2 separate regions of the Homo sapiens genome follow, and region 2 is linked to region 1. The links are chromatin loops, found by intact Hi-C in ENCODE. Cell type or tissue: mammary epithelial cell. All regions are shown on one strand. Links, peaks and the distances in the headings refer to the core of each region. The heading gives the core; the rest is flanking DNA. Region 1 overlaps AK2 (adenylate kinase 2). Region 2 holds the start of LOC107984936 (metallothionein-1E-like).

What was found. Peaks named below come from ENCODE experiments on the same cell type or tissue, not always from the same donor. Only the 100,000 strongest peaks of a DNase experiment are listed, where the experiment ranks them.
Region 2: a loop joins it to region 1, with 5 times the contacts of the local background. A loop is called at or near these places in 37 of 110 quality-filtered maps.

The regions. Positions count from the first base shown.
Region 1 is chr1:33,000,898-33,012,990 of GRCh38, reverse strand. AK2 (adenylate kinase 2) reads left to right here. Exons shown (of 6, transcript NM_001625.4): 6 at 1-5,005. Among named protein-coding and RNA genes, the nearest start is that of AK2, 30 kb to the left of the region's middle. In mammary epithelial cell, for the core only: a CTCF peak has its summit at 5,592; DNase peaks (open chromatin) are centred at 5,580, 7,300 and 8,130; H3K27ac peaks cover 4,830 bases.
Region 2 is chr1:32,948,418-32,960,510 of GRCh38, reverse strand. RNF19B (ring finger protein 19B) reads left to right here. Exons shown (of 9, transcript NM_001300826.2): 2 at 10,737-10,942. It overlaps LOC107984936 (metallothionein-1E-like), which reads left to right and starts at 8,702. Exons shown (of 1, transcript XM_047437246.1): 1 at 8,702-9,303. The coding sequence starts at 9,032. The coding sequence ends at 9,217. In mammary epithelial cell, for the core only: no CTCF peak of the experiment used is centred there; DNase peaks (open chromatin) are centred at 6,130 and 6,790; H3K27ac peaks cover 1,726 bases.

The DNA of each region.
Region 1 (12,093 bases), core at 1,661-9,660:
TGTGTGCATGCACATATGTGTTCACTCTGCTACTTTGTAAGTTTTAGGCTAGGTTGCTTTACCAGCTGTTTACTTCTTTTTTGTTGTTGTTTTGAGACAAGGTTTCGCTCTGCCACCCTGGCTGGAGTGCAGTGGCGTGATCTTGGCTCACGGCAACCTCTGCCTCCTGGGGCTCAAGCAATTATCCCACCTCAGCCTCCTGAGCAGCTGGGACTACAGGTGCATGCCACAACACCTGGCTGATATTTGTATTTTTTGTAGAGACAGGATTTTGCCAAGTTGCCCAGGCTGGTCTTGAACTCCTAGGCTTAAGCAATCCACCCACCTTGGCCTCCTGAAGTGCCAGGATCACAGACGTGAGCCACTACACCCAGCCCAGCTGTTTACTTCTTTAACCATACTTTTGATTTTATTTTTTGACCAAAATGAACTAACCCAGGTAATCTTCCAGGGACCGCAATTCCAGAACCTCATAGTATTTCTTCCATTTCCAGCAGCTGATTAGAAGTCCAGGATCATGTGAAGTCAGGCAGGGTCACAGTTCCTGATGGCACATTATGGACAGAGAATTCCATTTTGTTTTCTAACCCATGATGAAAACCCACGTGAGTCAGTGTGTGAACAGGGATCATTAATTTTTTCCCCCTAGGTGGAAGGAAAAAGGCACTTACTTTGCAGGTTACAGAAATTACTGGGAGAGGATATCGTCATAAAAAGAGCCAGGCCAAATTGGAATATTTTTGTGATCTGCATCATGATGCTGAAAATAGCAATTATTTGGGAATTGGGTTTGAAAACTGAATTGTTGCCAGAGAATTAAACCAGGTGAAAGGTCCTTTTGAATTCAGATTGTCTTCTGAACATCCAGGCTGATCATCTGAGAGCAGTCAAATCTACTTCCCCAAAAAGAGACCAGGGTAGGTTTATTTGCTTTTATTTTTAATGTTTGCCTGTGTTTCCAAGTGTGAACAAAACAGTGTGTGATCTATTCTTGGATTCATTTTGATCAGTATTTATTCAAACCCAGTCTCTCTCCAGGACATAAAACTGAAATCAGATATGTTCTTTTTAAGCCCAAACCCTCTCCTTTCTAGATCCAACCCTTCACCCCTAATTTTATGATGGCTATAGCCATGGACTTCCCCAAGAAAAGATCACCCAGAAATAAGACCACCTGTGACAGTTACCAGCTTTTATTCATAACCTTAGCTTCCCAACTATTGAGCATTTTCTAAGGTCCCTGCTGTCTTTTGGTCTCTGGTTTGATTTGTGGCAAACAGATGAAGTAACAGACTGCTATGAAGGACCACAAAAACGGCAGCCTCTGGAAAAACCATTAGAAAGTCAGTGGCAGATCCAGTAAATAATATCGCCAGCCTCAGCATAATCTGCTGCTGACTCGATTCAGTGGACTCTAAAGTGCCCAGCCTCCTGACCTGAGCTCTCCTGCCATCTGTGAGACTACCAGAGGTCTTATCTGCTGTCCACATGGCAACTGGGCATGAGTACCTGGCCACCTTGCTTCCCTCTTTGCCTGGTCCAAGTGAGTGTCTGCTGCCTCTGTCCTGCCTTGTTTTCCTGGCTCTAAACCAACTCCACCCACTCTTAATGGAAACTCAGTCTGGCTTTGTGTGTTTCTGGGAAGCACATGACTTCTGGGAATGGGCAAGGAAGAGGAGTGAAACAAAAACTGTCAGCTATGTGTGCCTGGTCTGGGATCCTTCTCTGGGTGACAGTGGCATCATGAATCTTAGAATCAGCTCCCCTTTAACTAGGGACAATTGTAAGCACTTGGCCTCAAAGTTGAGGTTCTTGAATGTTTGCTAATTTTATGTGCATGATCCTTGCCCAAATATTTGTCATCCGTCCACATAGATTCACGTGTGCATACAACATGTACAAGTAATATTTGGGCTGCCCATAAGAACTGGAAGATTCATAGGGAATGCATATACCCTTCTCAGTATGGTTAGGATTCTGTTTTTGCTTCATTTAATTCCAGAGTTCCTCAGCCTCAGCAGGTTCTGCTTTTACCTGTCACAGAAATGTCCAGTGTTTAATGCATTTGGTTGCTGGGGCTTACATGCCAGCCTCCTCTGATATGTACTTGGTTTTTAAAAACCCATTTTGTTCTCTCTTGTTTCCTCTCTATTTCAGCCTAGTATCAGAAGGCCAGGCGAGACTGCAACACTGCTCATCACCCCGCGGCGTGATCCCTGCTCTTAGGTGCTGGGCAGAGGGGAAGGGTGGTCAGGGTGAGGATGGTGAGGGAGGGCTGGTGAGGGGCTCAGAGGAATACTTGGAACAACAGCAGTGTTATTGTAGTGTGGCAGTTTCTTTTATACATAGGTGAGAGTTTTTAAAGTGTAAGGGAAAAATTAATTTTTTAAAAAACACCATGCTTGGAGGGTGGGGGTAGAAATAGACACAATATTATTTCTAAGGAATCGGGTTTTCATTTACTCTGGACTGGTGAAAATATTTTTTAAAGCCAGTGCTCTAAGACCTCAGCTTTTATCTCAGAACCCCATGGGTTCCAGACCAAGAGTACAGGAAATCAAATTGTTGTCCTGTCTGTCTATAGCTTGGAACAGGGAGCTTTGATTACTGACTCCGGTTCCACACACTGTAAGATCAAAAAACCATCTCCACATTTGAAAGAGATGTAAGGTGTATTCATAGGGATGGTGGCTCAACAAATCAAGCAAACTGGAATCAAGGGGAGGGGGAAGGGAATGAAATGGAAAGGGAGGCTGATTCCCTTCCCCTGACTTACCACTAATTTACTAGGCTACCTACTTTCATGAGTAACCTCTCACAGCTACCCAGCACATGCCACAATCCTATGCTCTTGCCTTCTTTTATCTGCACTGTGTGAAGGGACTCTTTTAAATAAATGAGCAAGTGTCCTAAGCTATGTCATCCAAAGATTGTCCTTTCCATTCTCAAATCCTGTGACTGGGATCACTCAACAGCACTGTGATGTATTATTTTCAATGAGGTGCCTTTCTTAACTGACCAAATGCTGCCTTGTTTGGCCCCTAAATCAATAAAATATGTTAAAATTTGTATCCCCTGTTGTGGCATTTTTTTTAGATAATCTAAGCTAGAAAAATGACATTGAATTCTGGACCTGGCTGGAAGGAAAAGAAGCCCTTTCTTGTCGCTGGCAGCTGTGTGGTAGGGAGGTCCAAGTATGTGCATATGAGATAAGCCTGCAACCTCTTGACCTTCAGCTCCTATGCAGGCTTCTCTTGAGCCCAGAGACAAGGCAGCTTGGTCTAGTGGAGATAGCACTGTGCTTGGAGTTCAGGGGACCTAGGACAAATCCCAGCCAGTTAGTTATTCACTGTGCTCCTGTTTCCTCAGCTGAAAAAGGAAGTTGGTTATGCCACCTTCTTGGCCTTAATGGCATTAAATGAAATTTATAGGAAGAAGGTTTTTGCTCAGTACCTGGCATGCAACAGACATTGGATAAATGTTAGTTGGATCCAGATATACACAGAAAGATATCTGCTTCCTGCCAGGCTGGATAACTGTTGAATGGACACTTGTCCATAGTCTAGAAAGCCAGTGCTTCTAATCCTTAAGCCAGATCTTTGACTACCTTTTCAGTTGCTTCTTTAACACTCTTTGTTGCTTCTCTGTGTGTCCTAGTTTAAATTCATTTCCTCTCCAGCAAAAGTGAGCTTAAATAATTTCTCCAAACTAAAGCTCTCATGTTTTTGGAAGGGCTGCCTTTGCAAGTGAGGTTTCTGAGAAATGACTGTTGTTCCCAAAACAAGAGGGAGCTGGGCTGGAAGCACCACTATTCTTCTTTAGGCATCTTGTTACAGAGAGAGGCAGGGTCTTCACTGACATATTAAATCCTGTTCCCTGAACCAGCCCCTCCCTCTTCTGCTCCACTTCCTCACCTGTGCAGAGTCATTTTCAGGTGTTAGCCTTACTGATTTGCACTGATCTGTTTGTTCCCTGAGCTTTTTAAATACCCTGTGAAAATTTTCTTTCCTCCCTTGGTCATCATGCATCTAATTGTGGGGAAATGTTTGTCAAACCAACCTGCAAAGCAGCATGGTGTAGTTGAGAAGAATAAACAGAGAAGACTGGGTGAGCTATTGTTTGTTTGCTTCTTTGGGCCTGGGTTTCCTCATCTAATCTGCAAACCAAGAATGCAGACTAGTCCTACCACTCCCGGAAGACTGACGTTGTGCCAGGTATTATGCAAAGGCTTCATGTAACCCTCGACTTCACGTAACCCTCACACAGCACCCTGTGGAGTCAGAACTGTCCTTCACTTTTATAGGTGAGGAAACCAGACTCAGAGAGGTGAAGTGGCATTCCTGAGGTCATGCATAAGAGGCAGTCAGGACTGAAACACAGTCTCTAACACTTATCCGTCCCCTTGATCTTGTTGCTGAAGTGATTTAATTACTTGCGTAGCTCTGCACACAGGAAGGGCTGCTCTGAATAAGAGCTCTTTTCCATGGACACTCAGCGCTGCCGGAACTGATTTTGAAGAAGTCACTGCCGGCTCTGAGGGCCTAGGGTATGTGTCTTAGGATCTCCTGTGTGCACAAAGTGTCACTGACAGAACACAGCAGGATGGAGAGCAGCCTCCTCAGAAGCCTCACAAGTCTTTCCTCAGATGAAGACAGAGCAACGAGTCAGAAGACAGATTTCAACAGCGACTTCACCATGCGACCTTGGACAAGTTATCTCACCTCATCAGTAGAATAGGAATGATCCCTACCCCTCAAAGGTGCTGATGACACTAGTGACCAAGATACTCATGTGGGTTGGACTGCCCAGGACACAGCAGATGCTTAGTAAACACAGATGGAATTCAGAGGGAAAATGTAGGCATTGAAGAAAGTTGTCTTACTGACCATCCGGAACCAGGCTAAGGATCCCCTAGAAATCATAGACCTCTGAAATTATATGCAGAATTCTTTATGTGTTTTCATAATTAATAATAGTCTAACATATTAAATTCTTAGCTGTGTGAGAGGTTCTGCATGCATTATCTCATTTATTCTCCTCGATAACCCTGTGGAGGTAAGTATTGCTATTATCTCTATGGTATGTCTGTAGACTTTGAGATTCAGACATCTGATAATGGCAGAACCAGAGCCTGAGTCCAAGTCTGGCTCCACACCCCAGCCTCTTAACACTGTGCCAATTGCTTTGACACTTTGCTGGGGAGAGATGAAATGATCTCAAAGGCACTCATGATACAGAAAAGGCTATGAGCCATGGATCCAAACAAAAGGAGAAACTCAAGTAGGTTTGCTCTGTTACAGTGAAGGACCTGCCACAGGTAAGACCTTTTTCTATTTTGCCATCCTCCGTTGTTTCCTTATTGTTGGTACTAAAGTTCCAATGTGCTGGATTTGCATAGCTCCTGGAATCACCCGTATTCCAGAAAGGCTGGAGGGGTGAGTTATGTTGGGGGAAGGAGCCGGTTCCCATCTCTTGTCCTCCACGATTATCTCCTGGTTCTGGATAAGGTGGCCAGGAGAGGGTGTGTATGTAGGCTGTTGAGTCACAGGCAGCCGTCTCAGATTGCAGCTCTGTGTAGCTGATGGTGTTGCATTATTCATAACTCCAGGGGGAGCAGTGTGCTTCTGATGTTTTGGGAATGCAGCAGCTTTGGGTTTAGAGTCATCCATGGCAGTGTGATGATGAGCTGCTCTCACAGAGGGCCCCTTCCAGGTGCCCAGTCCAGATTGAGGTGCCCCCAGCAGAAAACAGGTGGAAATGGAAAGACAGAGCATCAGAGGGCAAGACAACATGGGCCTAGATCCTGTGCAGGTAGCCCTCAAGCCAATAAGCCAAACAGATCTGCACTTTGGGGGTAAAGTTGCTATGGAGCAAATAATTTGATTGTGTGGTGTTCTGTAAGGGTTTTGCAGACAAATTCCTCTGAGCTTAGCTAGGAGTTCATTATGCTTCCTGTTTAGCTGGTCTTCTTTCTTCTACTAAATAAGAAATGCTTCATTTTTGGCCGAGCACGGTGGCTCATGCCTGTAATCTCAGCACTTTGGGAGGCCGGGGCATGCGGATCACAAGGTCAGGAGTTTGAGACCAGCCTGGCCAACGTGGTGAAACCCCGTCTCTACTAAAGATACAAAAAAATCAGCTGGGCATGGTGGCGCCCACCTGTAATCGCAACTATTTGGGAGTTCGAGGCAGGAGAATTGCTTGAACCCGGGAGGCGGAGGTTGCAGTGAGCCGAGATCGCGCCATTGCACTCCAGCCTGGGCAACAGGGTAAGGCTCCGTCTCAAGAAAAAAAAAAGAAAGAAAGAAATGCTTCACTTTCTACTGTCTTCCTTCTTGCCCTGGCTGTGAGGAAACTCAAAACTACGTCTTGTGTTCAGTTGTTAATCATTCCTCAGCCATGGTTTCTTAATAAAATTTCAACGCCAGCCCAATTTTAGTTCTGTGTTTAGCATTTTTGTGCTCATGTGTGTTGTAAACTGCCTTGAGTCTATTTTGGAAGAGAAGCAGAGTGTAAAGGAAGGGCTAATTATGCAGTACAGGAGGTCAGACTGCAGAGAAGAAGGTAGCTTTGTGAAGGAAGTGGGATCTGGGTGACTCCATGCAGAGGGTGGCAGCATTCCAGCTGAGGGCACAGCACAAGGGAGGGTACAGCGGCCACTGGTGCTCTGGGCTGCTTTAACCTCAAGCAGGGGTCCCCAACCCCCAGGCCATGACTACCACCAGCAGGAGGTGAGCGACAGGCAAGTGAGCATTACCGCCTAAGCTCCACCTCCTGTCAGATCAGCAGTAGCATTAGATTCTCATAGGAGCACAAACCCTATTGTGAACTATGCATGCGAGTAATGTAGGTTGCCCGCTCCTTGTGAGAATCTAATTAATGCCTGATTATCTGAGGTGGAACAGTTTCATCCTGGTCTGTGGAAAAATTGTCTTCCACGAAACTAGTCCCTGGTGCCAAAAATCTTGGAGACTGCTGACCTAGAGAACCCCTACCAGAGTTCTTGGGAAATCTGTATCTGATTAGAGATAAGTTTTTCAAACAAAGCACAGTGACCGTAGAAGGGAAGTTTTTCAGCTCATGAATAATGTCAAGAATGCAGAAGAGCAAAAGACAAGGATACGTACATAGAGATTTGATGGACCGCTTTAAGCTCAGCCCATGTGCCACTCTTCCTCTCTCCCCTAAACACACCACAGTCTGTGCTTTGACCATGAATCAGGCGATACTTTGCTGTGGGGCTGAAGTGGGGGAAGTCCTTCAGTTTTATTGTCAGCTCTCTTTTCCAGTCATGTGTCTAGTGGTATGGGCATGAGTTCTGAGGATGACAAAGATGGTCTGTGCTTAGATCTTGGCCCTGACAGTAGCTTACTGTGTGCCTTGAGGGAGACACTTAACCTGTAAGCCTCAATGAACTCATCTGTAAAATGAGGGTCATAGCACTCATCTAGAAGAGTGGTGAAGTTCATATGAATTGAGAAATAGCAGCTGCCCAATAAATGATCCTTTCTATGTCCTTTCCCAGGGCCATTTGCTGAGGAAAAAAGGACCTTACCATGGCTACCAGCTATTTCAGGATAGGTATCTTTACCCATTCCTATTCCTCAGTGCCACCTCATCCCCCTTGGAATTCAGTACCAAACCCGAACAGGTTGCTTTTCACTGGAGTGTTTCCTGAGCTGCCAGATGTGCCCCTGAGTGGAGATGGGAATCAGTGTTATCTTCCCCAGGGATGCTGATTCTACTCCAGGCTGGCAGGAGACATTGTGGTCCTGACATGGCAGCCAACCAGATAGCAATGGTCTTGGCACCCCCAAAGCTTACTGAGAGTAGGACATTCTATAGTTGAAGATGAGGGGAGCATCTTCAACTGCTGAAACCACACCTTGGCCTGGCTGTACCTGCTCCTATCTTGAGGCCAAAATAGGAGGGAGCACAAAAGAACATGGTGGGGTAGATCTGTGTGCACGTGACACCAGTGAGGTGCTGGAGTGGGCCGTGAGAGTCTTTAGTGAGAATATGTTGGCTCATGTTTTGGAAACCTTTGAAAATTGTCCTGTGGTAAGGGAATGAGAACAGTACCTCTCTCTTTGTGCTGTTGACAGGATGAGTTCATGTCTGTCAGGTGTTTTAGAACAGTGACTCCCATAGTGCTCAGTAAGTGTTTCCAAGCTAGCAGCTCTGGCTCAGCAATTCCAGTTTGTACATGTCCCCCAAGGAAATGACTAAGTATGTGCAGAAAGCATTCTTTATAACAGGGTTAGAATTGGAAACAACCTAAATTTCCAACAAAAGGGGAGATTGGCTGATTGATTCATGGGATGGAATAGTATGTGATCACGAAATAAGTCATTTTAAGACAAAGATTTTATGGTAAATTTATTAAGTGAATAAACAAAGGTTTTAAAACAATACAGAATGGAATATGCTTTTTTTTTTTTTTTTTTTTCCTCCTAGAGACAGGATCTCCATATGTTGCCCAGGCTGGTCTTGTGCGCCACCATGTCTGGGTAAAGAATGGATCTATTTTTAAAAGGAAACTTTTTATTTTGGAGTAATTTTAAGTTTACAGAAAGGTTCTAAAAATAGTATAGAGAGTTTCTGTATATACTTCACCTAGTTTCCTCTAATGTTAACATTTTACTTAAGTATGGTACATTTGTCAAAACTAAGAGATTAACATTGGTATATTACTAGACTGACTATATTTGGTTTTCAGTAGTTTTTCTACTAATGTCTTTTCTATCCAGGCTCCAACCCTTTATACCACATTGCATTTTTTTTTTTTTTATTTAAAAGTGTATGTACATAGAAAAGCATCCGGGTGCATATAGATGAAAATGTTAACAATGATCATAGCTGAGTGGTTGAATTAAGGGAGATTTTTGTTTTAAAGTTCTTAGTATGTCTTCTAATTTTTCTATGTTTAACATGTCACATAATTTTAAAACACAAAACTAACAATTCAGGCTGAGTTGGTGCCCTCTGATTACCCCTTGTATGGCTATACTGTGTATGTTTAGCTGAGTCTTTTCAACACTCAGCTAAAGACGGCAAATGAATAAGTCTGCCTCATCCCTCTTTCCCTATCATGCAGCCCAGGGCCCGGCACAGAGGAGGCACTGATAATATCTAGTTGAATAATGGGTGAAGTCAGAGAAGTTTATTGCTACCAACTCTCGGAGATAAACTAGTCTTAGCACTCTTTTTCAGCTTAAGGAAACCCAGGCTTATGTTTCCCCAGTTTAGTGACCCCAGCAGGACAGGACCTGTTTTTAAAGTTTGCAGTCTCAGGGCTGACTTTTATGCCCATCGCTGAATTAGTTGCTGTGGCCAGGAGCATGGAATATGCCTCTTGGCCAGGCTTGGGTCCACTGACCAGGCCTTTAGATGGCTTCCCAAAGAAAAGTCAGGGTTCTGCTATCCAAAGGAGGTAAGATGGATACTGAGGAAGTTAAATACAACATCAGAGCCATCCCCTAAACACAGGCATTTTAATCTCTAATTCCTTTTGCCATACTATATGTCATGCTTGGGCTCCCTGATGAGAATAGTACCACATTAATGCTATTCATCATTAAATCCTAGCATCCAGCACAGTGCTTGTATGTAGCAGGGACCTAGTCAACATACAAGTGAATAAATACATTTCTTGGTGACCTAAACAAAATCATTTAACTAGATGTTTAAATCAGAATGCTTTGAGTTGTAAATAACAGAAAACTGGCTCAATAAAGGACATTTGTTGACTCATGCAACTGAAAAGTCTAGTGGAGCCCAGCAGTCAGGCATGGTGTGGTCAGGACTTCACTTATGTGCCAGTCTCTGACTGCCCCCTTGGTATCATCAGGCTTGTCTCTCTCATGGTAGCAAAATGACTGCAGCAGTTCCAGACGTGACATCTGTACTCCGCAACATCCAGAACAAGAGAAAATACAGAGACCCTGTATCACAGAATTCCCAGCAAAAGTCCTGAGAGTCACTGTGAACTGAATAAGATTACATGCCCACCTCTGAATCAGCAATTAGTGGCAAGGGTTGTTTACTGGCTTAGCCTAGATCATGTACCTCACCCTTAGAACTGGGGAGATAGGGGAGGGAGAGAGTAGAATCAGCTTCCCTGAAACTACATGGATTCCTGATGGGAACTGAGACTTTGGGGAAGGGGAAAGCAGTCCGGATCCTGAGGATGTAACCAATAGGAATCCAGCTCAATTGAATACCCTGAATTGTGTGGCATAAACAAGGGCTGCAGGAGTTAGAGGGCAATGAGTGAAGGTTGCATCAGTCAGAGCAGGGAGGCTTCATGGAGGAGAATGAGAGACTGGAGCCAAACCCTGAAGAGATAAAAGATTTGGGCAATGGGGTAGGGAGGTGGAAAGGAAGGAACATTGCCCATGTGCTGTGCCAGACATCATACTAAACCCTCTGTATGCCGGGCGTGGTGGCTCACGCCTGTAATCCCAACACTTTGGGAGGCTGAGACAGGTGGATCACCTGAGGTCAGGAGTTCGAGACAAGATTGGCCAACATGGAGAAACCCCGTCTCTACAAAAATACAAAAATTAGTCAGGCATGGTGGTGCACTCCTTTAGTCCCAGCTACTCAGGAGACTGAGGTGGGGGCATTGCCTGAACCCGGGAGGCAGAGGTTGCGGTGAGCCGAGATTGTGCCTCTGCACTGCAGCCTGGGTGATAAAGCAAAACTCCATCTCAAAAAAAAAAAAAAAATTCTCTGTATGCATTATCTCAGTTAACCCTTACAATGACCTGCAAGTTTGGTATCATCATTATCCCCATTTTACAGTTGAGAAACTGAAACCCAGGGGTCACACAGTAAGTGTTGAGGTTGAGACTTGGACCCAGCTTGTCTGGCTGAGAAGCTTGTGCCTGGAGCTATGACGCTGGTGAGTAAAGTAGACAGTGGTCACCTGGGAAGTTTGCATTAGTGTGAAGTAAGTGGCCTGACCTCAGGTCATCACAGAGGTAGTGCAGAATGTGAAGTTCTTCCCTCAGCTGTGCTGTTTTTGGGGCAGCGGGGATCAGAACCAAAGCACAATTCCTTTGAAAGTTTGCCAAACTTTGACCTTAACCATGTGAAACCTTGTGCCTTTCCTGCTCACCAGATGGATTCTTCAGACAAGGCCTAGGTGCTGGTTCTGCTCCTTACTAGGTGGCCTTGAATGTATCATTCACAGTCTTTGAGCCTCAGTTTCCCTATTTGCAAAATAGACACAGTAATACCACATTTATTGATTGAACAGATTTACTCTTGCCTTATCTTTGCTGGGCCTGGGAGACCAAGAAACAAAGATGAATGAGACAGTGCCTGCCCCCAAGGACCTCCCAGTCTAGCAGAGGAGATGGATATAAAATCAGAGAGACTTATGGAGAGCAGTGGAAAACATAGATCAGGGAGCGATCAACTTAGCTTAAGTGGATCTGGGAAGGCCTCAAAGTAGGGGACATCTGAGCCACACCTTGAATGGTTAGTAAGAGTTTGCCAGGCAGCCACTTGGGGCAGAGTTTTGTGAGAATCAGATAAGCTGTGTCAAAGTAAATGTTTTATAAATTGGGCTGCCTTTCCCTTCTAGGTTCATACCTCAGCTTGCATTGCTGCTGTAGGAAACATAAGAAATGCCCTAGAAACCCCTCCCTGGGCTGAGAGTTCCTAGAATTAGGGGCCGGGGAAGAGTTTTGAATGCATGCTAAAGTCTAGGCTCATCATCTTGCCACACAAGGCCTGTTTGGCTTCATCTTTCTCTTAATTTTATGCTCACGCAAAACAACCACCTAGAGTTCCATGAAATCATTACCTCCCTGTTTCTCCTCCTATGTCTTCTTCTTCTCCACACCCACCTGGCAACCTCTAATTTGTTTCCTGGAAATGTGATTGACCCACACTCCACTCACGCAGCCTCAGCACCCTTTTATTTGTAAATACATGGACTCATCTTCTCCAGGGGACTGGGGCTCCTTCAAAGACAAAGAGTAGGTCTCAATCTCTACCCTGCCACACCTAGCACCAACTGATCAGAGCTGCATCTCTGATGCAGGGATAGGTAGTTGGGAGTCTCACTTCTTCCACAAACAT
Region 2 (12,093 bases), core at 1,827-9,826, 53 kb after region 1:
GCACGAACCACTGCACACTGCTCCTTTGTTTTATTTTTTTAAACAAATCGTTCTATTCTTCTGGGGCTGGTAGAGGTCATTGATAAACACTAGAAGAGAAGTCCAAGTCCCAGTTACCTCCTATTCCCATACCTGACCATCTTTACTGCCCACAGATAAAGTTCTTGCCAGCCAAATTGATCAGGTCTCCCCTCTGCCTTGTTTGTATGTGCATTTGGTAGGGTGAGGGGGGCATGTGAGCAATCTTACAGGTTCTGATCATTAGTTTTACTATAATTACTCATAATAACAAGAACACCATACATTCAGAGATTCATGATTTGTTTACAGAATATTTGTAGGATAGAGCAAAGAGTTTTGGATTTTTCTTCTCTTACACTCAAATATGGTTTTATTTTATTCATAAATAAGGGAACCAATTTCAGTGGGAAAACATTCACATTATAATTTTTTTTTTTTTGAGACGGAGTCTCGCTCTGTCACCCAGGCTGGAGTGCAGTGGCACCATCTCTGCTCAGTGCAAGCTCTGCCTGCCGGGTTCACGCCATTCTCCTGCCTCAGCCTCCTGAGTAGCTGGGACCACAGGCGCCCACCACCACGCCTGGTTAATTTTTTTTTTTTTTTTTTTTGTATTTTTAGTAGAGACGGGGTTTCACCGTGTTAGCTAGGATGGTCTCGATCTCCTGACCTCGTGATCTGCCCACCTCGGCCTCCCAAAGTGCTGGGATTACAGGCGTGAGCCACTGTGCCCGGCCTCACATTATTATTTAATATACTAAGAACAATATGGCCTAGTATAATCTTAAAACAAGCTGTCAAATGAGATAAAATTAGTTCAAAATACAAATAACTGATTTTTTATAGTTCTTTATAGTCTTCAGACTATAATCTCATTCAGACATAATTTCATTTTAGTCTCATCCAGGTGGATATTGGCGTGCATTTTATAAAGGAGAAACCAGTTCAGAGAAGTTTAAACATGGGGCCTAGTGTTTCATTGCTAATAATTGGTACAATTGATCTTTTACGCTTTTGAGTCTCTGCCCAAGTATGTCTTTTCAGAAACCCCGAAGTCAGGTAACTGTAATGTTTTCCTCTCAAGTATCCTGTTGCTAATCTTAAAACCCTTTCAGAATCTCTAGGAGACTGACGGGTGAGCAAAGTAGGCAACAGAAAATTTCCTGGTGTACAGGGGCAGATCTTCTGTACAGATGAATAAGAAGGGATAAGGCTGTCTTGACCTAAATTCTTTGTGCAGGTCCACCACTCCAGCCTTTCATTGCTGCCTCTGTCCTCTGCAGAATCCTTCCTCCCACCTGATCCCAGGAAACAGTATCAGCTATTGGCCTTCCCAGACAACTAGACTGGACCATCCCATAAACAGGAAGCTTTTTTCATCCCTAGCACATTTATGAGGGAAGATCAAGCAAGCTCTTTGAGCAAGACAAATTTCAGTCAGTGAAGGAGGATTTTTGCTTTCTGAAGCCTCCCTGAACCTCTTCTCTTGATTTGGCTCCATACCTCCTGTTCCACAACTTTTCCCTGCATTCCCCAACTCCACACCACCCCCTCCTCTTGTGCACGTACACCAACCTCCATCCCAATACATCTGTCTCAGATTTGCCAAAGTACTTGTACTAAAGGAGAACATCTGTATCACTCCCCTGCCTAAGACTATTCATTGACTACCTAACCTATAAGATGAGTTCTTATTATGTCTTTGAGAACTTATTTGATCTACCCTTATCATTTAAGCTCCTTTACAGTTTCCAACCATCTTTTTTTTTTTTTTAGATGGAGTCTCGCTCTGTTGCCCAGGCAGGCTGGAGTGCAGTGGTGCAATCTCGGCTCACTGCAAGCTCCACCTCCCGGGTTCATGCTATTCTCCTGCCTCAGCCTCCTGAGTAGCTGGGACTACAGGCACCTGCAACCATGCCTGGCTAATTTTTTGTATTTTTAGCAGAGACGGGGTTTTACCGTGTTAGCCAGGATGGTCTCGATCTCCTGACCTCGTGATCCACCCATCTCAGCCTCCCAAAGTGCTGGGATTACAGGCGTGAGCCACCACGCCCGGCCATCTCCAACCATCTTTTGATTTTATTTTCTATTTTTCACTCACATCACTATTTCCTAAGGTATGTTATAGGCATTACTTGAAAGAAAAATGTTTTGTGAGGAAATAAGCTTGGAAAATACTGAGTTAAACAAAATAAAACAAGTTTATGAGTTTCTTAAATCTTTAAACATGCTAATATGCTAATATGTAGTATAAATCTTCAATATAATGTAATTTCCCCAATTTAGATCACCAGGAAACAGGTTTTTGTTTTTTCTGTAGCATCTTTAAGGCTTAACTCAAACTTTCCCTAAACTCCTTTAATAGTTACCATGCTGGCCTGCCTTTGGTTAGTGTCCTTATTTAACCATAAACCTTATGCTCTGAATAGATTGAGAGCTCATGTCTCTAGACTAGGATATCTATATTCCAACCATTTCTACAACTCTGTGTACAAAGTCTTTCAATTAGGCTCTAGAAGAGTGTGGTACATAGATGAATTTTGATGAAAAAGATAAGAAATATGAGCAGCATAGTTCTCAGAGGAAGAATAGAGATGAAAGAGATAAGCAAGAATAGTATAGACAGGTGATCATTCAATTCAACAGACAACTTTTTTTTGAGATGGAGTCTCGCTTTGTCGCCCAGGCTGGAGTGCAGTTGTGCCATCTCAGCTCACTGCAACCTCTGCCTCTCGGGTTCAAGCGATTCTTCTGCCTCAGCCTCCCAAGTATCTGGGATTACAGGCATGTGCCACAATGTCCAGCTAATGTTTGTATTTTTAGTAGAAACAGGGTTTCACCATGTTGGCCAGGCTGGGCTTGAATTCCTGACTTCAAGCGAGCCACCCGCCTCACCCTCCCAAAGTGCTGGGATTACAGGTGTGAGCCACCACACCTGGCTTCAACAGATACTTTCAGAATGATACACTGTTGAACCCTGGGTGAGTACTGGGTATTTCAAAAAGAACTTAGACATGGTTTTCTTGATAGGAAGTTTCACCTGGTAGAGGAGACAGATAATTGATACATAGATAGATAGAAAATTATTCAAATGTCATATGATAAATACTAAAGAAAATACGGGTGCTCTTAGATAGATGAAAGAACAATAGAATTTGCATGATGGTTTCAAGAAAGACTTCACAGAGGAGCAGGCATGGTGGTGTGCACCTGTGGTCCCAGCTGCTTAGGAGGCTGAGGTGGGAGGATTAGTTGAGCCCAGGAGTTCGAGACCAGCCTGGGTAATAGCAAGACCCCATACCTGGGAAATGACTAGAGATCAACCTGAAAACGTGGACTGGATTCAGGTTGATAGGCCTGTGTAAGCCATGGAAATAAGTTTTGGGTTGAAGCACTTTTTTTCTTTTTTCTTTTTCTTTGAAGGATTTTAAGCAAAAGAGTAACCTTCCAGAATGGAATTTGGATGGAGTGGGGAATAGGGAGAGCAGATAAGGAGGCTCTTGGAGTTGTCTAGCCTAGAGATGGGTCTTAAATAGGGCAGGAAAAATGAAGATGTTAAGGGTACAGTTCATTGTGACAAGTTGGCGCATGTCTACCACCCTGATGCCTACTAGGGGTCTATTTGTAAATGGGTAGCCTAGTTATGTTACATGACTTGGGGATGGAAAGTACAGACATAATATAGGAACACATTTCTTTAACCACTGAAGTCTATTGGAGCATAATCAAATTTATACTAATGGAAATCTCTTTCCAGGGCTGAAGCTAAGTAATGCTGTGGTCTAGCTTGTCACTTTATGAAGTTTCTGAAGATTTAGGAAATTAATAAAATGAGTAAAAGTTGTATGAACTTAAGCAGCAGGGGCTGGGGTGGGCGGTCTGTAGTCTTTTTCTTTTTTATTATTTTTTATTTTTTTGAGATAGGGTTTAACTCTGTAACTCTGTTGCCCGTGCTGGAGTGCAGTGGTGCAATTTCAGCTCACTAGAACCTCAACCTCCCAGGCTCAGGTGATCCTCCCACCTCAGCCTCCTAAGTAGCTGGGACTGCAGGCATGTGCCACCACACGCCACCGCGCCCCACCACACTCGGCTAATTTTTGTTGTTGTTGTTATTTGAAGAGAGAGTCTCACTCTGTCACCCAGGCTGGAGTGCAGTGGTGCAATCTCGGCTCACAGCAACCTCTGCCTCCTGGATTCAAGTGATTCTCCTGCCTCAGCCTCCCGAGTAGCTGGGAGTAGCTGGGACTACAAGTGCACGCCACCATGCCCAGCTAATTTTTTTGTATTTTTAGTAGAGAGGGGTTTTGTCAGGTTGGCCAGGCTGGTCTCGAACTCCTGACCTCAGGTGATCCACCCACCTCAGCCTCCCAAAGTGCTGGGATTACAGGCATGAGCCACCATGCCCGGCCTAATTTTTGTGTCTTTCGTAGAGATGGGATTTCACCATGTTGCCCTGGCTGGTCTTGAACTCTTGGGTTCAAGTGATCCTCCTGCCTTTGCCTGACAAAGTTCTGGGGTTATGGGCATGAGCCACTGCACCCAGCTGTGTCTGTATTCTTCACAGCATGTAATTTTCTACACCTTTCTTTTAGCTTCTGATTAGCAAGCCTGACTGATTGGTTAAGCTAAAAGAGCAGAGTAGGAGAGATGCACCAGCATGGGACGTGGAAGAGAAGGAACAAAGTGGACAGGGCAGATTGGGTTTCAAGGATGAGGTATTTTCTTTTCTTTTTTTTTTTTTTTTGAGACAGGGTTTAGCTCTGTCTCCCAGGCTGGAGTGCAGTGGCACGATCTTGGCTCACTGCAGCCTCCACCTCCCGGGCTGTAGCCGTCCTCCCACCTCAGCCTCCTGAGTAGCTGGGACTACAGGCATGCACTACAGGCATGCACCACCACGCCTAGCTAATTTTTGTATTTTTTTTTTTTGTAGAGATGGGGTTTTGCCATGTTGCCCAGACTGGTCTCGAACTCCTGAGCTCAAGCAATCCACCCACCTTGGCTTCCCAAAGTGCTGGGATTACAGGTGTGATCCACCATGCCCAGGCGAGGTTTTTTTTTTCCAACTATTCGGGAAGAAGATTACCGTATTCAGAACTTAGGGGTTTACCACTAAAGTGGGTTTATATGAAATTTTAGGATTAGGTTATAGTACCTGGCATATAATAAGCCAATAGATACATGGATACATTGAAAAGATTGCTTTAGAGCAGAGTGATGGCCTAGGAGAAGACCTAGAATGTCCTAGGGAAGGTCAAACAACCAAAACAAGAGAGGGTCTCTGTCATTCATGCAACACAGGTATTTTGAGCATGAACCAGTATACTAGACTGAGATTAAAAAGTGGATGATATGTCTCCTTAAGTCCAGTGTGGTTTGGAAGGCAAGCATATAAACAGTTAGTTACATTATAATGTAAGTGTTATAAAATAATTGTGCACACCCACGAAGTAGGCAACGAGCTGCCTAGAGAGGTTAAGTATATTTTACAGAGAAAATGACACCTGAGTTGGTTCTTAAATGGGTACTTGTCAGGGCAAGAAGTAAGGACAAGACATTTCTAGGTAGAAGGAATAGAGTATGTAAAAGCCAGAAAGTAGGACAGAGTGTACGATGTTTTTACGCCATATATCTTTGAGGACAAGGTCTCACATGCAGTTTTAGAACGTGTTTAGCTACGTTTGAATGTGACAAGTACCTATACCTCCATTTGGTGGAATAGAAGCTAAGGTTTGGAGATTGTTTTTTTTTTTTTTTGAGATGGAATTCCTCTTTTGTTGCCCAGGCTGGAGTGCAGTGGTGTGGTCTTGGCTCACTGCAACCTCCGCCTCCCAGTTTCAAGCAATTCTCCTGCCTCAGCCTCCCGAGTAGCTGGATTACAGGCATGCGCCACCATGCCTGGCTAATTTTTGTATTTTTAGTTGAGACGGGATTTCACCATGTTGGCCAGGCTGGTCTTGAACTCCTGACCTCAGGTGATCCACCTGCCTCGGCCTCCCAGAGTGCTGGGATTACAGGCGTGAGTGACTGCACCAGGCCGGTTTGGAGATTTTAATAGCTTCATGTCATGCAGCATGAGTCAGAGGCAAGAGCTCAGACCAGGTACCCAAAAACAGGAATGCCAAATCTCGTGCCCTGAGTAATTCTGTGTCGTAGTAATAGATTGCTGTGGATTCATGAGTAATTTGGGGTTATTTTACTTCCTTGGCACCAAATTACACACTCAAAATTGACATTGTTGATCCTATCCAATGTTCTTCTTTTTCAAGAAAAAAAAAAAAGTGGGCTGGGCACGGTGGCTCACACTTGTAATCCCAGCACTTTGGGAGGCTGAGGCAGGAGGATCACTTGAAGGCCAGGAGTTCGAGACCAGCCTGGCCAACATGGTGAAACCCCATCTCTACTAAAAATACAAAAAATGTAGCTGGGCATGGTGGCGGGCGCCTGTAAGCCCAGCTACTTGGGAGGCTGAGGCAGGAGAATCGCTTGAACCCAGGAGGCAGAGGTTGCAGTAAGCCGAGAGCACGCCATTGCACTCCAGCCTGGGCAACAAGAGTGAAACTCCGTCTCAAAAAAAAAAAAAAAAAAAAAAAAGAAGTGGGGGCTGGGGGAATGTTAATAAACATTTACTTCTGCCATGTGAGGTAGGAATGGATGATGAAGTGTTCAAGGCTCCCTACTGGATGTCCACTTAATTTGTATCTTTAGAAGTTGACTTAGTGCTTTTCTGAGGTCATCCAGTAACTTTCCCATTTAATGCAAAATAACAAGCTAGTCACTGTCTTGAGGAGACACGTTGTTTATCTTTAGTAGTTATTTTGCAGCTAGGTGGGGTAAATTTGCCCAGAACTCCTACAGGATATGAATCATTTGCATTCATAGACTGACCTGTTCTCACTTTGTTCTTTCTGAAAAGAGTTTTAATACAGCCTGTATTATATAACATAGGGGATACATTGTCATTTATATTTTCAGCATCATTCTCAAGTCAATTTGCAGACTCTATGATAAACCTGAGAACTTGAGTTGCTATGATTAACATCTCATGTACATTCAAATAAACAAGCAAACTGTAGAATAAATCCCAGAAAATGTTATTAGCTTTTTGTACACGTTATTTGAGGTCTTTGAATATTGCGGGAGAGTATTGGAATAGAGGACAGAGTGCAGATGGCAACACGGAAACCTGCAATTACTGATGTTTTTAAAAATGTGTGTCATAGACCAAGCTTGGTGGCTCACGCCTGTAATCCCAATGCTTTGGGAGGCTAAGGCGGGAGGGTTGCTTGAAGACAGAAGTTCCAGACCAGCCTGGGCAACATAGCAAGACCAACCCTGTCTCTACAAAAAAAAAATAAAAAGAAAAAAGAAAAAGTTAGCTGGGCATGGTGGTATGCACTGGTACTTGGAGGCCTGAGGTGGGATCACTTGAGCCCAGGAGTTTCAGGTTGCAATGAGCTATCATCACACCACTGTCCAGAAGCTGGGCAACAGAGTGGGACCTTGTCTTCAAAAAAAAAAAAAAAAAAAAAATTGTGTGATTAACTTTCATAACTTTCCATTTATTTATTTATTATTTTTTTTAGACAGAATCTCACTCTGTCACCCAGGCTGGAGTGCAGTGGCGCAAACGTGGCTCACTGGAGCCTCAACCTCCCAGCCTCAAGCAGTCCTCCCACCTCAGCCTCCCAAGTAGCTGTGACTGCAGGCCTGTGTCACCATACCTGGCTGATTTTTTTTTTTTTTTGAGATGGAGTCTCACACTGTCACCCAGGCTGGAGTGACACCCATGGTGGCGCAATCTCTGCTCACTGCAACCTCCACCTCCCGGGTTCAAGCGATTCTCCTCCCTCAGCCTCCTGAGTAGCTGGGATTACAGGCGCCCGCCACCATGCCCAGCTAATTTTTTGTATTTTTAGTAGAGACAGCGTTTCACCATGTTGGCCAGGCTGGTCTCGAACTCCTGACCTTGTGACTTGCCTGCCTCAGTGTCCCAAAGTGCTGGGATTACAGGTGTGAGCCACCACGCCAGGCTGTTTTTTTTTTTTTTTTTTTTTTTTTTTTTTAAGAGAAAAGGTCTTGCTGTGTTGCCCAGGCTGGTCTAAAAATGCTGGCCTCAAGCGATCTTCCTGCCTCAGCCTCCCAAAGTGCTGAGATTACAGGCATGAGCCATCTCACCTGGCTAAAATGTTATTTTATACAAGTATTATATTTCTTGTTAGAGTAATCTGAGCGCTTAATTGACATATTTGGAATTAATCAGAAAGGCTAATAGTTATATAAATATATTGGATTGTTTGTGTGAGACTAATTCTTGGTAAATGAACATGAACTACAAGAAATGGTCGACATTAGTGCTGATAAATTCTGAATCTTTACATGAAGAATATGTGTCACAGCTGAGTGCAGTGGCTCACACCTGTAATCCCAACACTTTGAGAAGCCAAGACAGGCAAATCACCAGAGGTCAGGAGTTGAAGACCAGTCTTGCCAACATGGTGAAGCCCTGTCTCTACTAAAAAAAAAAAAAAAAAAAAGCCGGGCGTGGTGGCGGGCGCCTGTAATCCCAGCTACTCGGGAGGCTGAGGCAGGAGAATCACTTGAATTTGGGAGAAGATTGCAGTGAGCCGAGATCACGCCACTGCGCTCCATCCTGGGCGATATAGTGAGACTCTGTCTCAAAAAAAAAAAAAGAATATGTGTCAGAAGAGAGAAAGGGAGGTATGGCCTTAATGCTATTTTAATTTATAAGATAGAGGCCTGGTATTCTTGGATTCTGGAGCCTATCAAGACATTTCAAGGTATAGGTTTGAATTGAAAAAGTATGGAAAGATAAGATGAGCTTTCAAGAGGGATGCTGATCATAAGTCTTTAGGGTTTATTGTCTCTGTGACTATGGTCAGACCAGCTTCACTGTGGAACTGGAACTTAAGAATGAAAAAGGCAGCATGCTTTCCAACTGCCTGACTGCTTGTTGGCCTCACCGGTGGGAGCTCCAGCATCTCCTTTGCTCGAAATGGACCCCAACTGCTCCTGTGCCACTGGTGGCTCCTGCATGTGCGCCGGCTCCTGCAAGTGCAAAGAGTGCAAATGCACCTCCTGCAAGAAGAGCTGCTGCTCCTGCTGCCCCGTGGGCTGTGCCAAGTGTGCCCAGGGCTGCATCTGCAAAGGGGCGTTGGAGAAGTGCAACTGCTATGCCTGACGTGGGGACAGCTCTGCTCCCAGATGTAAATAGAGTAACCTGCACAAACCTGGATTTTTTAAAAAATACAACACTGAGCCATTTGCTTCATTTCTTTTTATATTAAATATGTTAATGACAATAAAACAATTTTTACTTGAAGAAAAAAAATGAAAAAGGCTGAGTGCAGTGGCTCACGCCTGTAATCCCAGCACTTTGGGAGGCCGAGGAGGGCGGATCATAAGGTCAAGAGATCGAGACCATCCTGGCCAACATGGTGAAACCCTATCTCTACAAAAATACAAAAATTAGCTGCGCATGGTGATGCATGCCTATAGTCCCAGCTACTAAGGAGGCTGAGGCAGGAGAATCGCTTGAACCCGGGAGGCGGAGGTTGCAGTGAGCCGAGTCGCGCCACTGCACTCCAGCCTGGCGACAGAGCGAGACTCCATCTCAAAAAAAAAAAAAAAAGAATGAAAAGGTAGCATGGTGGCTCATGCCTGTAATTCCAGCACTTTGGGAGGCTGAGGCAGGCTGATTGATTGAGCCCGGAAGTTTGCGACCAGCCTGGGCAATGGGGCGAAACCCCATCTCTATGCAAATTACAAAAATTAGCCAAGTGTGGTGGTGCGCACCTGTAGTCCCAGCTACTCTAGAGGCTGAGGCAAGAGGATTGCTTGAGCCTGGTATGCGGAGGTTGCAGTGAGCCACTGCATTCCACCCTGGGTGACAGTGAGACCCCATCTCAAAAAAAAAAAAGAAGGAATTAAAAAATAAACTTTAGTTTTTGCCATAGCTCTTTATTTCACTAATGTCCTCTTCCTTCGTATAAACAAATACTAATCTCTCTAAATATAGCAAACTATCAAAAGGAAATAGTTTTGTACCCTGTTATTTATGAAACTTATTATGACAAACTACTCCTAAAGCAGCTTCAGCTATGATTGAATAAATGCTGGAAATCCAGGATAAATAAGATACTCCACCTCCACTTTTTAAAGTAAATAAATGATTTGTGTTTTTGGAATCTCAAGAAATTTATAGCCAGGCATGGTGGCTCACGCCTGTAATCCCAGCACTTTGGGAGGCCGAGGCGGGTGGATCACCTGAGGTCAGGAGTTTGAGACCAGCCTGGCCAACATGGTGAAACCCCATCTCTACTAAAAATACAAAAAAAATTAGCCAGGCGTGGTGGCTTGCACCTGTAATCCCAGCTACTAGGGAGTCTGTGGCAGGAGAATTGCTTGAACCTGGGAGGTGGAGGTTGTAGTAAGCCGAGATTACACCACTGCACTCCACAATCCAGCCTGGGTGACAGAGCAAGACTGTCTCAAAAAAAAAAAGTTTACTTTCTCACATGGGATATATTTTACAGTTGGTCAAATGTGCTTGTGTGTGTATATGTGTGTATGTGTATTCTTTTCTCTGTATCATATGTGATAGTGGGGTAGTGCCAAACATTGTTAACTCTGATGAATAATGTCTCTTTTGGTTAGATCATTCTTACCTTACTGGTATCTCTTACTGTTTCCTTACCTAGTTATGCTGTTATTGCCTATGGCTGTGCCAGCTGCCCGAAGCTAACTTGTGAGAGGGAAGGTTGCCAGACTGAGTTCTGCTACCACTGCAAGCAGATATGGCATCCAAATCAGACATGCGATATGGCCCGTCAACAGAGGGCCCAGACTTTACGAGTTCGGACCAAACACACTTCAGGTCTCAGTTATGGGCAAGAATCTGGACCAGGTATAAGTTGGCATTATCTCATTGTCTCTTTATTTGGTATTTCATGATGTGAGCCCATAGCTGAAAGAAATTATCTTATTGTATAACCCAAGTACTCCAAAGGATCAGAGAGCAGAAAATATCATTTGATAATACTTTCAATATTATAATAAAGATAGCACTTCCCTCTCTGACCATTATAGGTTATCCAACTATATAAAATTGAAATGCAACAAAATTGAATTATGTAGTTCCTACTTTCTTAGTAATATGTCTCAGATTGGAGAGCAATTAGTTCATTTTGTTTTGCTAGGGGCTTTTTCAAAACTTTCATTGTGAACAGAAAGACATTTAATTAGTATTAAACCTGTGCTGTTTGCCTTCAAGCTGACTTAAGTGCCTCACTGCCTTTGGAAGTAGAGTACAGATTGAAGAAAAGGAAACAGTATTAGTATAGATTAATGATTAACCTTAAAAGGAGGAATGTCACACATTCAGCTCCAACCTTGGCGAGTCAGAGGAAACCTATTTTAAAATGTCAGTGGATTTATTGCTTTGTACTTTTATTTTGCTGATGTCATTTGGGAGAGGCTAGTAGGAAAGATTTTGCCATTCACTTTTTCCTGGCACAGCATAATTTCCTAAATTGTCATTTTATTAGGATAGTTCATAACTTGCTCTGAAAATTACCAAGTATATGGTAGATAGCATACCCAGTTGTTTTTAGGTTTTGAATTTGAAAGTATCATGGGAAGGGATTGTGGGCTATGTTAACAGCAAATCACAATGATACATGTTGAACCTGAAAAATAAATTTCCCAAACTAAAGTTTTTAAAAATGTAAAGCTAATTCCAGGCTGCAGGCTATTCTTTCTGTAGGATTCTTCTTTTAAATCTACCAGCCTATCGACTGGTAGAAATTTCATTTTTCTTGGAAACATCTTTCTCCCTAAGGAAATCTCCTTGCTAGAATGTGGTTCAAGTGCTGTGTAAGATGCCAGTTGTTGGGATAGGCAGCTCAATAAGAGACAGGATTCATTTTATGAAAATTCCTGAGGTCTAGACATAGCCAACCTTCCAGTAAAGTGGGTTGTACAATTTGGAGTGTTCAGTGAAGAGTTCTTGACTGCTGCCTCATTTCTTATATATACTCCTAGGAACAATTAAATCAA